Linked DNA regions of Homo sapiens: region 1 is linked to region 2. The links are chromatin loops, found by intact Hi-C in ENCODE. Cell type or tissue: A673. All regions are shown on one strand. Links, peaks and the distances in the headings refer to the core of each region. The heading gives the core; the rest is flanking DNA.

The links. A loop is a pair of places that touch in the nucleus more often than their neighbours do. Peaks named below come from ENCODE experiments on the same cell type or tissue, not always from the same donor. Only the 100,000 strongest peaks of a DNase experiment are listed, where the experiment ranks them.
Region 1: it touches region 2 in a loop (2.8-fold over the local background); 2 of 110 quality-filtered maps call a loop at or near these places.

The regions. Positions count from the first base shown.
Region 1 is chr4:108,937,007-108,945,755 of GRCh38, reverse strand. It overlaps COL25A1 (collagen type XXV alpha 1 chain), which reads left to right. Exons shown (of 38, transcript NM_198721.4): 9 at 4,319-4,390; 10 at 5,110-5,217; 11 at 7,913-7,948. Among named protein-coding and RNA genes, the nearest start is that of ETNPPL, 180 kb to the right of the region's middle. In A673, for the core only: no CTCF peak of the experiment used is centred there; a DNase peak (open chromatin) is centred at 4,935.
Region 2 is chr4:108,831,261-108,840,009 of GRCh38, reverse strand. COL25A1 (collagen type XXV alpha 1 chain) reads left to right here. Exons shown (of 38, transcript NM_198721.4): 32 at 7,577-7,630. Among named protein-coding and RNA genes, the nearest start is that of ETNPPL, 73 kb to the right of the region's middle. In A673, for the core only: CTCF peaks have their summits at 5,032 and 6,759; DNase peaks (open chromatin) are centred at 5,019, 5,639 and 6,789; H3K27ac peaks cover 788 bases.

The DNA.
Region 1 (8,749 bases), core at 1,940-6,939, 110 kb before region 2:
GAAGGCAGAGGTTGCAGTGAGCCGAGATCGCGCCACTACACTCCAGCCTGGGTGAAGAGCCAGACTCCATCTCAAAAAACAACAACAATAACAAAAATTATTTCAATATTCAGCTTATTCCTGGATGTTTTCTCCATATTTTTCTGGAGGCACATTTGTTTTTCCACACCCACTCAAACCATCTGTGTACCAGGCAAATTTTCTAAGATGCAAAACCAAGTAAAATATGTCCATTCTATTTGTTTAGAAAGGATTATGACTAATGATACTGTGGGAAAAAATGGTATGGTTAATAAAAATTATATCCTCTGTATGAGCAGCTAGAGAAGCCTAGCAGGTATGGCCACACAAAGCCATAAGGTGTCAACACCTGTACTGAAGATAGGTGTCAACACCTGTACTTTACAAACCAACCCTCCAAAGAACTCGTGCAAGAAGCAGAGTCAGTGTCTACCTAGGATCTGGAGGCAGCCCCTGTGAAATGGGATTTTTTTTACCACCATCAAATGGTGAAAATTTTTAAAACATATTCAATTTTGAATGCTAAAACCCTATAATATATATCGATGTTTGCTTTACATAATAATGTTTAAATTTATTTGCCATTAATTAAATATACTTTTTAGGAAGATGTACCATATTTATTATTGCTTTGAAACACTCTGTAGGATGCTGGCATATACTCTGAGGGTTACTTTTACCCCAGTTTGAAAAGCACAGGGTCCTAGCACATTGCAGCCCAAATCATGGGATTTTTGTTAGAATATAAGAAACTCTGTCCACATGTCCCCTTTTTACTTTGCTACACGTAAACTCCTGAAAAATTCCTTGCCTAGCATGCTAATGATATCTTTAAAATGTAGCACTAAACACCTAATTGGTAGCATTTTCACAGTCAAGATGATTGAGGAATATAAATCAGCTTCCTCAAATAGAGATTATTCTGTTTGAGGAAAAAGGTCTTTCTGAGGTGAGAATTACCTATCCAATTCTCTCTTTAGATCTCATTAAAATTAGAACCCAAACTAAGGAGTTATAAAACTTAAGGCTTTTTTTTTTGTGAGCATTTTGAAAATACGATCAAATAGAAAGCTGGTCATGCTCAGAGATGAGTACAAGAAGTGACTTATTTACACATTCAAATTTCAAAATATTTTTAAGTCCTACCATGTGTGCTGCTAAAAGGTTTTTAATTTAAAATTATTTTGTTAGATAATCCTGTTTCAAGTGACATTATGATTTATCGCCACTAATCAAGATTCTGATCCCTCATAGACTTCTTGTTTGTATCTGTTTTTGTTCTTTGTTACATAAATATGAGGTTTATATATAAAATTCTGACTGTGTAATATAGGGCTAATGAGTCACAGATGGAAAGATGCTGGCACATTACCATCTAATAACATTTTAAACTCATATTCCATAGTAAAACAAAAGCAAATTGTATACATCTGTTTTCAAACTTGTAGCATTTCTGAATTTATGCAGAATCTATATTTAAAGGACTTGTATTTAGAGAGAAGAAAAAGAGGACATAGGTCACCTCAAAACTACGCAGCCACTTAATAGCCTTATCAGAACGGATTTGGCAAAAGAGATAAGATTTTCTCTGTTTTGCTTCCTGAGAAGTTGTAGTACCGAAGACTGAGAGTCAAAGGCATTAGAGCTGAAGAAATGTCTTCAGACTACAAACTAATTTTACTGCCTTTCTTAAAATGAAAAACATATCTCTAATATGAGGAATGTGGGGGTGAAATATTCATGAAACTAATAAAATTAAAAATGTAGAAAATGTAGAAATTTCCTGGGCTTTCCTAAAAATATCCACAAGATAAATTTGGGTGGGAAGAGGGAGAGCCTAGGCCATGTATTGCTGTGGTTGTTGTTTATTTTATTTATATGGTAAACATGTTCTGTGTTTTTTTTTTTTTGAAAAAAAGGAATAAAAGGCTTTAGTTTCACATGTTGTTAGAAAAGAAATAGAACAAAGCCAAAATTTCTCTCTCAGACTTACCCAATTGATAACGCCTGGGAGGAGGAGTTAGTACAAGTTATTGAAGAACGAGTGTCTAAAACATCTCTCCCTGTTCTCCTTGGATAAGGAATTCAAAACCGCTTTTCTGCATTAAGGGGTTGTGTGAACTGTCAAGTTCTTTTGGAAAAGTTATGTGACAGAAGTGATTACTGCAGAGTGTGACCATAAATCCCCCTGACATGAAATACACATGTTGTAAGAGACAGATTTTCATCCACCACCTCTGCATGAATTCCTGAAACAGGAGAGATCTGAGATTCATCATATGATTGGAGAGAGAAATTTTGATATGTGGGTGGCAAGACTATATTTTGTGAGGTGTGCTGTGTTTATTCTGGGGAATAAGTATGATCTGATGGCAAAATTTTGTTCCCTGTTGTTGTCCAAAAAAGAATTAATACACGTATTGTATGTCCTGAGTTGTAAACAGAATGTCAATTGAGGGAAATTACAGTGTGGTTTTCGTAACAGTGTCTATAGTTATCTCCATTTTGTACTAACATTTTGTAATTAAGATGTTGTAATTTTGTAAGTAAGATTCCAGAAATGCTTCGTGTAGCAAACTCTTTACACCGTGTAGACACAGATCCCATTGTACCTGCCCCAGGCTCAGTGACAATGAGCTCTCAGTTTCCCTATTCCATGCTTTAAGAAATTATTGGTTTGACTGGGCATGGTGGTTCACGCCTGTAATCCCAGCACTTTGGGAGGCCGAGGCAGTCAGATCCCTTGAGGTCAGGAGTTTGAGACCAGCCTGGCCAACATAGTGAAACCCAGTCTCTACTACAAATACAAAAATTAGCTGGGCGTGGTGGTGCACACCTGTAATCCCAGCTACTGGGCAGGCTGAGACAGAGAATCACTTGAACCCTGGAGGCAGAGGCTTCAGTGAGCTGAGATTGTAACCACTGCACTGCGGCCTGGGTGACAGAGCAAGACTCCATCTCAAAAAAAAAAAAAAAAAAAAAAAAGTCCAGATGTGGTGGCTCATGCCTGTAATCCCAGTACTTTGGGAGGCTAAGGCCGGTGGATCACCTGAGGTCAGGAGTTTGAGATCAGCCTGGCCAACATGGTGAAACTGAAAACCCATCTCTACTAAAAATACAAAACTTAGCTGGGCGTGGTGGCACATGGCTGTAATCCCAGCTACTAGGGAGGCTGAGGCAGGAGAATTGCCTGAACCTGGGAGGTGGAGGTTGCAGTGAGCCTAGATCAGGCCACTGCACTCCAGCCTGAGCAACAGAGTGAGACTTCATCTTAAAAAGAAAAAAAAAAAAGGTTTATTTTGGGGCCTTATGTGTCTAATTTTGTTTATGGTATGTCAGATGAGGCAAGACTTCTAAGTCCCAGGAAAGGGAGGTGCTAGGTATGTGCTTGTTTTGTTTGTCCCCTAGTGAAATGTCTGTGTGACGTTTTATGTCGTGTTGTTTTGGTGCTGTGCTATGTCCATAGGGCCTGCCAGGCTTCCCCACAGTTGCTGCCCTGCACAGTAATCAGATCCTCACCGTCAAGGTTTGTGGTTGTCACTCATGCCTGCACAGTCAGAAATGCAATCAGCATAAGCGTGAGCAGGAACCATTCAATTGGCTTGCCGAGCCCGTTGGCTTCCTCTCATGGTATATATCAAGTTACTGGGCACTTGGGACCCCACTTGCATCATTGAGGTCAAATATCTATTAAGAGGGTGTATCCTGAGCATACTTGAGAGGATATTGACATCAAACAGGTACTGTGAACAGAGGTGGGCATAGCAATCTAGAACCATGCCACGCCTTGATGGCTTAATTTACAAGCATTCTAATGCTCTGTAATATTTTTCCAGTCAATTAAATAATCCTAAGTACTCTCTCTGGACTTCAGGCGTCAATAAAATGGCAGTTGAGTTCACGCCACATTATGCTGGTTGACAAGTCTGACGGAAATGGAACTGGCATTTTGTCTCTAGACTTTCTGCTCAGACTGAAGAATGCAGGGGTGCACTTGCTTACCTGTTTCTGGGAATAAACTACATTAAAAAGGTCCAACATCCACAGTGAAATGATGAGGCACAAAAAATATTCATTACTACTGAAGTTCTGGTCTCAGCATCCCATTTCAGGATTATATTTCTTTCAAGAAGAGCCAGTGGGTCTAATGTTAGACATAAGTGCCAGTTCTATTTTGTTTAATAATCATTATAAGTCTAATGTGGATATCTTTATTTCTTTCTTGGGGCCTTCTGATGTCTATTCTTCAACTCTCTCATCTCTGAACTTCAACCTTTGACCTCAACTGACTGATCAGATGGTGTTTCCTAAAATCAATCATGGGTTTCTCTCTGCTGATCAGCAGCTCATTAAACGCCGCCTGATTAAGGTAGTGCTTATTCTTGCTGAAGTCTGATTTCTTCTTTACATCAGTTATTGCTCTGTGTACCTATTGCTTTACGATTTATCTCTTATGGGTGGGGTGTGGGTGGTATGTGGGCATTTATTTGGAAATATCCTCAAACAAAATTAAGTTTAGTGAGCTGCATTTGTTTGAAATGTTAGATAAATTACCAAAAAAGATATTAAAAGCCTATCTAATTTTTTCTTAATTAAAAAATTATAAATTGTAACTACTAACAGATCCAGTTTCTAAGCTCTCTAGATTTGGTAATTTATAAATTATTAGGCAATATGATGGGAGCCTCATATGCTTAATTTAAAGTAAACACATTTGTCTAACTATAAATGCAGCCATTTTATTAAATGAGGTGAATGTAACTGATGCAGTGTTGTTATGGATAAAGTAATGCACACGTTTTATACCAGCTCTGACTATAGTGGTAACATACACACTATTTCCAAGAACTGGAAGTGCTGGTTCCTGAACTGCTTTGATTTTAATAGCATCTACTCAGTCACCCAGCATGAATATTTATTTGCTCCCTGCTGGGAAGCAAATTGCCTACAGGCTTTATATTTGTGGTTGTTCTGGTTCTTTTCATAGTGTAAATGTGAATTAGATAATACAAATTTAAGGTGCTGAAAAGAAGACCTGGGTCTTTATCTTTCATGGTTATTGCTGGTCTGTTCCCTTCTCCATCACAGGGTGACCAAGGACAGGCAGGGCCTCCAGGACCCCCTGGCCCTCCAGGCCCAAGAGGGCCACCTGGGGACACAGGGAAAGATGGCCCCCGTGGAATGCCAGGAGTACCCGTGAGTCGCTTTTTGGATCACTTATTCTCACACGTTTTGCTTCATGTTAAGGGCTGAGAACTAGGGTGGAGTAGGGTGGTGAGGGGCATCAGGTCAGGGGGTCAAGTGAGTGGAGTGGGTTGAGGGAAGTGGGATGATGAGTGGAGTAGGTTGAGGGAAGTGAGATGATGGGAAAGTCCCCAAGCAGCACAGGGCACTCCCAGCTGCATTCCTCTTTACCACTGAATACACTGGGAATCCAAGCAAACCACAAGAGACACCTGGAGGCAGCCACTAAACTGTTTTTGAGGTAAGCCTCAAGAAGTCTTTGATTGGAGTTGCCCATTCCCAGGTGTATCCTCACTGCCGTAGTGTGCACCGGGGCCTTTGGTTTAAATGGGAGATTAGTCTGAAAAACTAAGTAGGAGTCTAATAACATTTTCCAAAGTTTCAATAGCAGACCAATAAAGTCCTATACTATTTATGGAAAGTAGAGGAAGTAAAATATTCTAATATTTAATCCCTTATAAATAACGTGAACCCCCAAAATTGCTAATAACCGTAAAATGAATGGCTAAAACATCAGTGGGTATGGTTTAAATATCATTTGTCTTTTGTATGTAAGGCTTATTCATAGAAATAATTTAAAAGTAATCTCAATACTTGGCTACTAAGATTGGTCAAGTGTCAATGATATAGTAGTAAAAGGCAGAAGATAAATGGTTTGATTTCATAGAGGCAACCCAGCAATTAAAAGAAATATATGGAAAAGGTCAAAAATTTTAGATTTATTTTATGACTTTAGGACTAGAAATTAAGGTTTATTACTGGATTAAATTATTTATTCAATGTATTTATTTAACAAATTATTTTCATAGTATTTTTGTAGTACATAATAATAATGAAAATATTTATCCACGAAGCAGAAACTTTTGAAAATAAAACCAAAAAGAAAAAAATATTTTTTTCTTTTACCATACTCATTAATGTTTACAATATTTACAATACTCATTAATGTTTTGGTATATTTTCTTTCATTTTTATATGCATATATTTATGCATTTTTAAAAGAATGACTCTTTATGAGAATATAGCGTACTTTAAAACTTCTGAGACAGCCTCATAAGCCCATATCCCTTTCTGAAAGCTGCTGTGAATTTGCTGATATAAAATGAGGAATTGTCTTTCAACATATGATTTGCTAGTTGTTAGGACTGCTTTCACTCAACCTTCAAAGACAGTGGTTGAATTCTGTAACTGTCTTCTAATGCCTTGCTTTTTCTCATGATGATATTCCAAAAGGTAGAGAGATCCACAGCTTTAGGGATATTTAAAGCTCTCCCATTGATTGCTGGTTGCCAACAGAAATACAGTGAGTGTCTCTTCAAAAAGTAGTTAAAACCATTTTGATGGTACATTAGTCAGATCATTGAGCATTATATGCTATACTATACTGAAATTCAAGATAGAAATTACTTTTTAAAAACAAAATTAAAGGTAAAGTATGACAAACCACACAATCCAAAATTATATCATTCTTTAAATGAATATAGTTTATTTATGTAAGTAAGAAATGGAGCTTTCTACACATAGGACAAATTAACTTGTTTTAAAATTTTCAGAAATATAACTTGAACTGTATATGGTCTCAGAGTTTATTTATATATACTATGATGACTGCTAGAAAAAGATTTTTTTTTTTTGAGACGGAGTCTCGCTCTGTCACCCAGGCTGGAGAGCAGTGGTGTGATCTCCGCTCACTGCAACCTCTGCCTCCCGGGTTCACACCATTCTCCTGTCTCAGCCTTCTGAGTAGCTGGGACTACAGGTGCCCACCACCATGCCTGGCTAATTTTTTTGTATTTTTAGTAGAGACAGGGTTTCACCATGTTAGCCAAGATGGTCTCGATCTCCTGACCTCGTGATCTGCCCACCTCGGCCTCCCAAAGTGGAAAAAGATTTTTTTGTGTGCAATGAGGTCTTTGCTGTGTTGCCCAAGCTGTAGTGCAGTGGCTATTCACAGACGCCGTCATAGCACATCATAGCCTTAAAGACCTGGGCTCACACAGTCCTCCTGCCTCAGCCTCCCAAATAGCTGAGATTACAGGCATGTGTCATCATACCTTGCTAGAAGAAGACTATAAAAATAAACTGTGAAATACTTATTTTGAAAGACCAGCAATATCTATATTTATTGGCAATTTAAGACAAAAATATTTTTAGCCAATGACTGTCATTATAATGACAATAAAATATAATTCTATATCAATCTGAATATAAGAAAATGATAATGTCATGATATAGTGTAATTTTCTCTATCAAATTTAATGAAACATGTTACTTCAGCCGTCATTAATCCAGGAAGACCAAAATTTAACATCAGTCTCTGCTCATTTTATTAAACACCTGCACTAAGAGCAATTGTCTCTCTGTCCTATGTATGAAAGTTCTGAGTTCTCATAAAGACACCATGTCATTATCTTTATGTCATCCTAAAGAAGACATGATAATCTAGACTAATTTTATTAAACCCTAAATTTGTAAAGTTTATTTGTAGAAGGGAAATTAGCTCTCTTTTAATGTGCTACATTCCTCTATTTAACCTGAAGAAATATATTTGACATTTACATGCCCCAGTCAAAGAAGAAAAAATGATTGAAGGGTTTTTTTTTAAATACTTACAGCGTTACTAAAATTATCACTATTCTTTTTTAAGGGTGAACCAGGAAAGCCAGGAGAACAAGGCTTGATGGCAAGTATCTCAGTTTATCTTTTTCTATACTAAGCCTGGTTGTTTACAACTATGGTCAAGATTATGTGTGATGAATGTATCTGTCATATGACAGACTATAATAAAAAAGTGAAAATTAGTAAAAGTTAAAAGTAATATGGCCTACTACATGCTAATGGTCATAAGACTACATATCTACATTGCTGTTGCAGGAGAAAAAGAAAGAGATTCCAGGTGTGGGGAGCGACAGAGATGCTGCAGGTCAAAGGAGAGAATTAATTAAGTGACTCTGCTGTAAGAGAGATTAAATTTAGGGGCATGCCTATTAGCTTAAATAGAAATAGAAATCCCATTTTCAAAGGGATCAGGTCTGACTAAATGAATTAGCACAGCAAACTTTGCACAGTGATTCAGAATTTTTCTACTGTTGAATATCTCTACCCGGAGAAAAATCGTTGTGCCTTTTGGTTCTCTGTCATTTAAAAAAAAAAAATGGTCCTGAAATGATTCCACATGGACTTACTCATAGACACACAGGTCCCAGTTCCCCATGAATTGTTTATCTTTTGCTGGTAGAAAAAATGTTTGGTTAGGTTGGTGGCTCGGGAAGAGTAGAATTCCTTCAACCTACCTCTTCCTGTCCCCTCCTGTCTGTCTCCTGAGCTGCCTTTCTAATCTATGTTATGATGTGAACACTATTGGGAAGCACGGGGTAATTCTCTAATAACCCAAATGCCAGAGGACGGCTCACACTCATCCTGGATACTGAAGGAATGGGCCCAGAGATTGCCAGGGAGCTGGCAGGTGACCACAATCAGCTTG
Region 2 (8,749 bases), core at 2,211-7,210:
TCGGCCTCCCAAAGTGCTGGGATTACAAGCATGAGCCACTGCGCCCGGCCCTACTCTTGGATTTTAAGATGCCACCAAAAACCAGCCTGGTCATAATGACTAAGGATAATGCCACCAAGATATTTAATTTCATAAGTGATTCAGATATGCCATCACCATTGGATTAGGAGATGCCCAAGATGCTTTTGATTTCTAAAATGCAACAATTTATTTTGTCCATACAACTTAATTCTTACTTAAATCATAAGTTTCAGATAATTATAAAGTTGAAAAGACCTCATAGATATCTATGCAAGTTCCCTGATTTCATAGATGATAAACTTCAGGCCCAAACAGTTTAGGTTATTTGCCCCTAATTACACAGCTAGTTCATGACAGATCTGGGACTAGAACTTAGGTCCAGACTTGAAATTTGGTCTTTCTGTCACTGGATTTAACCTCAAGTACCTCAAGACCACGTGCTGAAAGTGCACACACATGCAAAGCCACGGATCTCAAATTAGTCACTGACTACTGAGCCTTGGCCTTAATATGGTGTCCTCAATCAATAGCATTCCCGGGATACTGTCTTACCAACACCAACACATTTGGACTTGCTATAGTGGCTGTACTGCAAACATCCTATCTTCAAAATCCTGAAAACTTTTTATGCCATGCCAGTGTGTTCATCATTTTGCAACCCCCTTTGAAAGTTCAAATATATAGCATGATTCCATGCATGAATCTAGCTCAGTGTTTCCCAGAATTTCCTGATAAGAATCACCTGGGAGACTTATTAAAGATACCCATTTCTGTGTTACCATGGACTGGGTGGGGCCCTGAACTCTTTATGTTTAACAAGCGCTACACTGACTTATATCATCAAGCAAGTTGAGTAAATACTGCCTAGGTTAAAAACCCCTTCTGCCATGTCAGTATAGCCTCTCCCCTTTCCCGCCCCCACCCAGCAAGACTCTATAGGGTATTTGTGTCTGAAATCATCTTTCTTTCACAAGCCCTTCAAGATTTTCTTGGCAAATTAATGTCTACGCTTAAAAGTTGAAAAGTATACAGGTCAGAACTTGATATCTAACATGCCGTTACTGATGGAAAATAGGTATACTGTATTCCTTGGTTTTTAAAAATGGAGTCAAGAATTTATCATTTACCGTGGCTTTTATAATGTCACGCTGAGTTAAATTCATACTTTCTTTATTCTAACACTGGGCAGATGGATAGTTAGTAAAACTACATCTAAGTTCTTTGATCTTCATATTTTCTCCTGGGATTGGTGATTTGTTGATTAGTCCATGTAGGGATCTGACTTGGCAAGGGCAGTGAATGAGGACTTGCTAAATGGCATTACTTCAAACATCAGCTGCTACGTTTTTAGTTCATTCCCTTGGGCAACATGCTTAAAGGCTTAAAATATCTGTCTATAACCCTGTCCTGCATATTCCAGTTTTCCATTCCAGCAGAGTGGGTTTTTTTTTCTACCGAATCTTCTTCAGCATCCTCCACTCGATTGTCTTTGAATTATTTGATCATAAAAATGTGGTATAACATGAATTTCCTTGAGATGGAACTGAAAAATTTAGGAATTCAACCATACATATTTTTATTGTAAGGAGCATACTTTCTTGGGAGTTTTGGTTTCTAGAATATTAATTGTTGATGTCAGTTTAGTAACTATTTTAACTTTAAAAATTAATGTTTCGTGCAAGACAAATCTAGCCTGACTCTGCTGTTTCCTAAAACTGGAATCTGCAACTATTTCAGAGACTGGCTCTCTTCTCTCACAGTTTAAACACCCATAATAGCAACCAAAATTGGCATTTGCTTTTGCATTTAGGGTGAACCAGGGTTAAATGGTGTTAAAGGATTGAAGGGTGAACCAGGTCAAAAGGGTGACAGAGGACCCCTTGGTCTTCCAGTAAGTAAAGAAAACTTTCCATTTTAGTGCAAATCTCAGATTTTTCTTTCTACCCTACATGATAACTCTGGTTTACTCAGCAGCTCGTACTGTTGAGGTTTCTGTAATTAGAAAACATATTATATTAGAGCAGAGCTCAGCCCAGTTTTGTTTTCTCTGATGTCTTCTCTTGTGTCAGAGGAAGACCCACAACAAACAATGCTATAAATGTCCTGTCATTCTTCAATTACATACATGCCAACCTTCCTCTTTTAGGGCTGACAATTCCTCTTCCATTGTCCCCTTCTTTTAAAAGTGTTGTGCTCATTATTTCATAGTTTCTCCCAAACACTTTTTATAATCTAGTGCAGTTTAAAATGCTTCCTCAACTGTTTTTTCTCCTTGGATACCAAAAACTGTAGCCCTCTGTTGGTGGCAGGTATGGAATTGGCCATTGTTGATGGAGTGAGGTCAATGCTGTGGCTCCTTACATTAATCAATCATATCATGTTCTACGTGTTTTATGTTGTTTGTTTTGAAAATTCCCTGTTATGAGGTTCTTGTGGCAATAGTGAGTCGTATAAAAGAAGTATTTTGCAGTTGTTTAGAGATTTTTATTTTTAATGAAGAAGGAATCTCCCCCAGGCTCTTCATTTTCTTTATGTCAGCCTTCTTTCCACAACAACTAAATGGAGATTTTTTTAAATTGTTATTAAATACGAGGCTTTAATTTCAAGCCTTTAATATGCTATCTATTTGGTGAATACAGATACAAATCAACAAAGAACAATATAGATTACATTAGTAAAATATGACATAAAATCAGTAACAGAATATAGTTTATACACAATTTGAAATGTGGGAGGAAAAAAAAGCTGATGACCACTTTTTCATTTTTGCCATGGTTATTATACTTCACGCTAGTTGATAGCAAGTGCCTTACATACATCCACCATATGATGGTCAATAGTTATTTATTTATTGAATGACTGATATAAACCTTGTATTAAAATATAGGTTTATTTTATTTATTTATTTTTGAGACAGAGTCTCTCTCTGTCACCCAGGCTGGAGTGCAGTGGTGCCAACTTGGCTCACCACAACCTCCATCTCCCAGGTTCAAGCAATTCTCGTGCCTCAGCCTCCTGAGTAGCTGGGACTACAGGTGCATGCCACCATGCCCAGCTAAGTTTTCTATTTTTAGTAGAGACAGGGTTTCGCCACGTTGGCCAGGCTGGTCTCAAACTCCTGACCTCAGGTGATCCACCCGCCTCGGCTTCACAAAGTGCTAGGATTAAAGGCATGAGCCACCAGCCCAGCCTAGAATATAGGTTTAATCACACCAGTTAGATCAATGGACCATAGGCATAAAACCTCTATAATATATGTGAGTCATTATTTCAGCATTCTAGGTAGATATAATATTATCAGTGTAAAATTATTACAGTTTCCCCATTTATTTTCTTTTTTCTTTGTTTGAGACAGTGTCTCACTCTGTCACCCAGGCTAGAGTCTAATGATACACTCACAGCTCACTGCAGCTTCAAAGTCCTGGGCTCAAGCGCTTTATTTTTAAAAATATTTTATAGAGATTGGGTCTCGCCATGTTTCCCACGCTGATCTCTAACTCATGGCCTCAAACAATCTTCCCGCCTCGGCCTCTAAAAGCTCTGGGATTATAGCTGTGAGCCACTATGCCTGGCCTACATTTGTTTTCAAATGTTATAATGTAACTGAAGAAGGTATCAAAAGGCAAAAGAAAGTTTGGATTTTCTATTTTATTTAAACTTTCAATCTGATTTATTTAAAGTCTGCCCTTTTTTAAAATTTAGGGCTATTGATAATTTTTATGCAACATTTAGCTAACAGCTGTACCTATGCTAGCCTTAAACAAATGAACAACAATATATATTTTTATTGTAATTATTGCTAACAAAAGACGTATGTAAGGCCGGGCACGGTGGCTCATGCCTGTAATCCCAGCACTTTGGGAGGCCGAGGTGGGCGGATCACCAGGTTAGGAGATCAAGACCATCCTGGCTAACATGGTGAAACCTGTCTCGATTAAAAATACAAAAAATTAGCCAGGCTTGGTGGTGGGTGCCTGTAGTCCCAGCTACTCGGGAGGCTGAGGCAGGAGAATGGCATAAACCCGAGAGGCAGAGGTTGCAGTGAACTGAGATCGCGCCACTGCACTCCAGCCCGGGCAACAGAGCGAGAGTCCGTCTCAAAAAAAAAAAAAAAAAAAAAAAAAAAAGACGTATGTAAGCCGGGCACTGTGGCTCACACCTGTAATCCCAGTACTTTGGGAGATGGAGGCAAGTGATCAGTGGAGATCAGGAGTTCGAGAACAGCCTGGCCAACATGATGAAACCCTGTCTCTACTAAAAACAAAAATTAGCCGGGTGCGATGGCGCATGCCTGTAATCCCAGCTACTCGGGAGGCTGAGGCAGGAGAATTGCTTGAACCTGGGAGGTGGAGGTTGCAGTGAGCCAAGATTGTGCCATTGCACTTCAGCCTGGGCAACAAGGGTGAAACTCCATCTCAAAAAAAAAAAGAATGTATGTATTTTGCAGTTATAGTATGGCTCATGGATTATACAGAAGAAATTTTAAAATAAAAACTCAAAATACTCAAAATGTATGTAGAATAACATCATTGGTAGAGTTTTCATCTGGAATAGATTTTTTTTTCCATTCTGTATTATTAACTGCATCTGAAGCATAAAATTGGGAAATAGTTCTGCAATCTTGACAATAGAATTTTTAGGGCCAGTGCATTTTCTTTCTTAAATACTCCTTGGTCTAACCAATATTTTTAAAGGACTATAAATAAATATTTGGGCTTTGAGACACAAAAACCATATTAAAGAAATAATTGTACTTATTCTTGAAACAAGCATTGAAAATGCCATTGTTTAATCATACGCTATTTATTTGTAGCCTAGAGTTCAAAGTGAAGAAAAGCATGCATTGTCTGAGAACATTCGATTTTTAAAGTTATTTCCCCCATCAGGCTTTGATGCAAAGATTATTTGAAGGAATTGAGAAACAATTTAGTTTGGAAGTTATTTTTTGCTTGGTCGCACACATTGTTTTCTGGCTTTTTCCCTTTCCTAGAAGTCCCTCTAGTGGAAAGTAGTGTGAACAGTAGGAACAACCCAGAAAACAATGAGTAATTATTGTTCATGTAAAATCCACTAAGAGTCATCCTAACATGTGAAAACCCTGTATTTGTTATTCATAAATACTGTTTTAACAAGTATAACCAGAGCTCTTTCTTCTCCTCTGAAATGCTAAATTTGATTGATTATTATAATGAGCGCTTTTTTAGGAAATTACCGTTCTTTTCTCTTCAGAACCTAAAGAAATATATGGTGAATAGCACAGTCTTTAGAAAATGAATTTCATATGGAAATTAGATAGAAGCCTGCAACTGTTATGAGTAACTACTTTGTAGCCCAGTTTATACACTTCATTAGCTTGATTTCTAAATAAGAACTTGTCAAATAGAAATGTCATTAAAATGCCATCATCTGTGGGGTGTTTGTCATGTGTTTTTTTTTTTTAACTAACAATTTGTAGCAATGTGATATTCATCCCAGAACCCTGTAACTGCGTATTATGTTGTTTGAAGTGTTACATTTGTTCATCGGTACCTCATACTAATCTCTGTTCTTGTCATTCGTGTTACACCCACCAACCCTGCTACCAACCAAATCACACAGGGAGCATCTGGCTTAGACGGAAAGCCAGGATCCCGGGTGAGTCAGTCCCTTGTCTTGCTCTGACATGTTTTGTGGCTGTGAATCATGTGCTTCAGCACAGACCCCTTTGCTCCATGTCCTCTCATCAAATGATGAGGGTGTACTTAGAGCTGGAGTAAAAGGGGAAGGTGGACAAAGATGGCGGCAAAAGGGGGAAAGGTGGACAGAGGACGGTTGCAACTCTGTCCGGAGAACAGCTAAACTGCCAGAATGTCTTTGTGAAGCTCGTGTTCAAGTCTGGATAATTTGCTAGGTGGGAAGAATGACCAGACTAATGGGCTTCATTGTCTTAGAATTCCACATGAATTTTTCCAGAACCAATAGACAGACATCCCCTACAATTCCATGAGAGCGGCCCTCTGAAGAGATTAAAATAATGTGAAATTATTGTAACTTGCTTTTCCTTTTAGACTGATGTCCATCAAATGTAACTTCTTCCTTGGCACTAACTTTCAATTTCTGTTCATAGAAATGACTTGTCTGTCTTCTGTCATTTTGTCTTTTTTTCTTTGGTTCTTAACAGCTCCAGCTCTTAAATTTCAGCTACAGATACTCAGTATTTAGAAGTCTTCTGAAGGTGAACTTTGAATTCAGGCAGTAAGAAAAATATCAGTTAAGCTGATGAGAATTCAGCAACATTAGAATGAATTTAAAACTCTGAATTCTTTCTTATCACAAAGCTCTCACAGAATAAACCAGAATAGTAGAACAGAAATGGGAATACTAAAGAAAAATCATGCTGGAATAGTTCCTACATTTGCAAATATTATAATCAATTTTTTATGAATCTAAGCATAGTCATACTGGAAATGAGCAAGTATACTTGAAGTCCTGGCTACAGTTTTAAGAATCTAAAAGAAATTCCCATCTTTTCAATTCTAAAAACTTGTTTCAGGCAATCATTATTTTCACTGGACCTCAGCGTTCTTACATTCATTCAAATATCACCTCTTCTACTGCAGAAATCCTAATCCTGAACTAACCAGGGGGACAAAGGGGAATTATACCTTTAAGTCATCTTGGCTGCCTGGTTTGTGAGTTGTAAGCCTAGTGACTGGCCACTGCCGCAGAATCTGTAAGAATGATTCCTTTCCTGTAAGCCCCTGCTGCCCCCAACAGAGCTGCAGGAAGTTTTTGGATTGAACAGTTACACACTGTTTTCATTTACTTAATAATTTTCTTCTACTTGTGTAACAGTTCAAGCCTCTTAAACAGCTGAAAACAAGAGTTCAGAGCACGCCCGGTTAAGGGTGGCAGTGGGTGTAGAGAAAGGGCTTGAGGAAGAGGTGACAGGAAGGAAAAACAATTACATTTTTCTTCTTAAGATTATGGGGCAAAGTGAAGATGCTTTATTTATTTATTTATTTATTTATTTATTATTTTTTGAGACGGAGTCTCGCTCTGTTGCCCAGGCTGGAGTGCAGTGGCACGATCTTGGCTCACTACAGTCTCAGCCTCCCGAGTAGGGGAATGCAGGCACCCGTCACCATGCCCAGCTAATTTTTGTGTTTTTAATAGAGACGGGGTTTCACCATGTTGGCCAGGCTGGCTGGCTTCAATCTCCTGACCTCAGGTGATCCACCCACCTCAGCCTCCCAAAGTGCTGGGATTACAGGCTTGAGCCACCGCACCCAGCCAGTGATGCTTTATTTAGTCAGAGGAAAAAGATATAATTAAATATGATATGCAGCTTTTCGTGTGTGCCTTTCATTGAAACATGCAGTTATATACTTCATCCTTTTTGCATGAGTTTCTTGAAAACCGCTGGCCTGAAATAATCAAGCATAAAGCACTTTGAAAGGAGATGAGTTGTCTTACTGATATTCTTAGGCACCATTCACCTAGGAAAAATCCAGGATAAATTATAACTGCTATTCTTGCAGCCCTTGTGATATATCTCATATTATCTTTTTTTTAGGGTACAGATGGTCCTATGGGACCCCATGGCCCTGCAGGTCCCAAAGGAGAAAGAGTAAGTTGTTGCTGAGGTTATTAAGCTTGTACTAAAGAAAACACAGAGCATGGCTTTTCCATATTAATTTAACTGTTCATTTTTCAGAAGAAATAAAGGGCTATCTAATATTAAATAAAAAGAGATACCATCCTAAGTTCTATTCAGAGTCCTAATATTGAGAGAAGAAAACCACAGAGCATAAAATAGAACACGGCTGCCTTAATAAAAACAATACATACATTTACATAGCTAAAATAAATAGCTCAGATGATTCTTCCTTCACCCATAAGGAAGATATTTTCATTTGGCCTTTATCCAGAAAGTCGAAGTCAATGGAGCTAAAATTTCCGGAGTATGTATTCTGGTTGATAATCTTTTATATAAAGCTACTGTACTCATTCAGAGCAGGTTATAACTTTTTTCCAAAGGAAATAATGAAACCTAAGTATTCTTTTCTGCACAGTTACAAATGCTCCCCCTTTTTTAAAGCTAAAGGATAGGCTGTTTTTCTTTAACCATAAGGAAATAATTTCAGTGCATTATAAAATGAAAACCTTTCACTAACCTCTCTATTGCTAGGCCATGTTTCCATATCTTTTGGGGGAAAAAAGACATTCAGAATGGAAGATAAATGGTCATCTGTCTGGAACTTTCTTCTCTCTTCTCCCTCTCATGCATGCGCTCTCTCTCTCTCTCTCTCTCTCTCTCTCCCCCTCTCTCTCTTTCTGTTTTTCTCCCACTATTTCTTTTCCTCACCTTGGAAATCTTAGAATTATTTTTGTGTGTCTGAGTGGAATTATGTCATCAATTTCCCTACCATCCAGGAGAGGATATAAAGAAAGTATTTTAATAGTGAAGTCTTCAAAATGTCGGAATGATTCACTGTGCAAGTTTGTGGTCTTTTAAAAACTAGATAGATTTTCATCAGTCTGAGATAATTTGCTTTAAAAAAAGAGGGCCAGTAGTCATTTCTTTAACATACCTTCCAATTCCATAATTCTGTGTTCTGTAGAGTGATCTCATTCATTCAGGAAATATTTACCAAATGCTACTATGTGCAAAGCATGGTATTACTAGTGTGAAATGGAAACTCTCCTCCCACTTAGGTAAAGCCTATTTTGCTAATTTGCTTCAGTA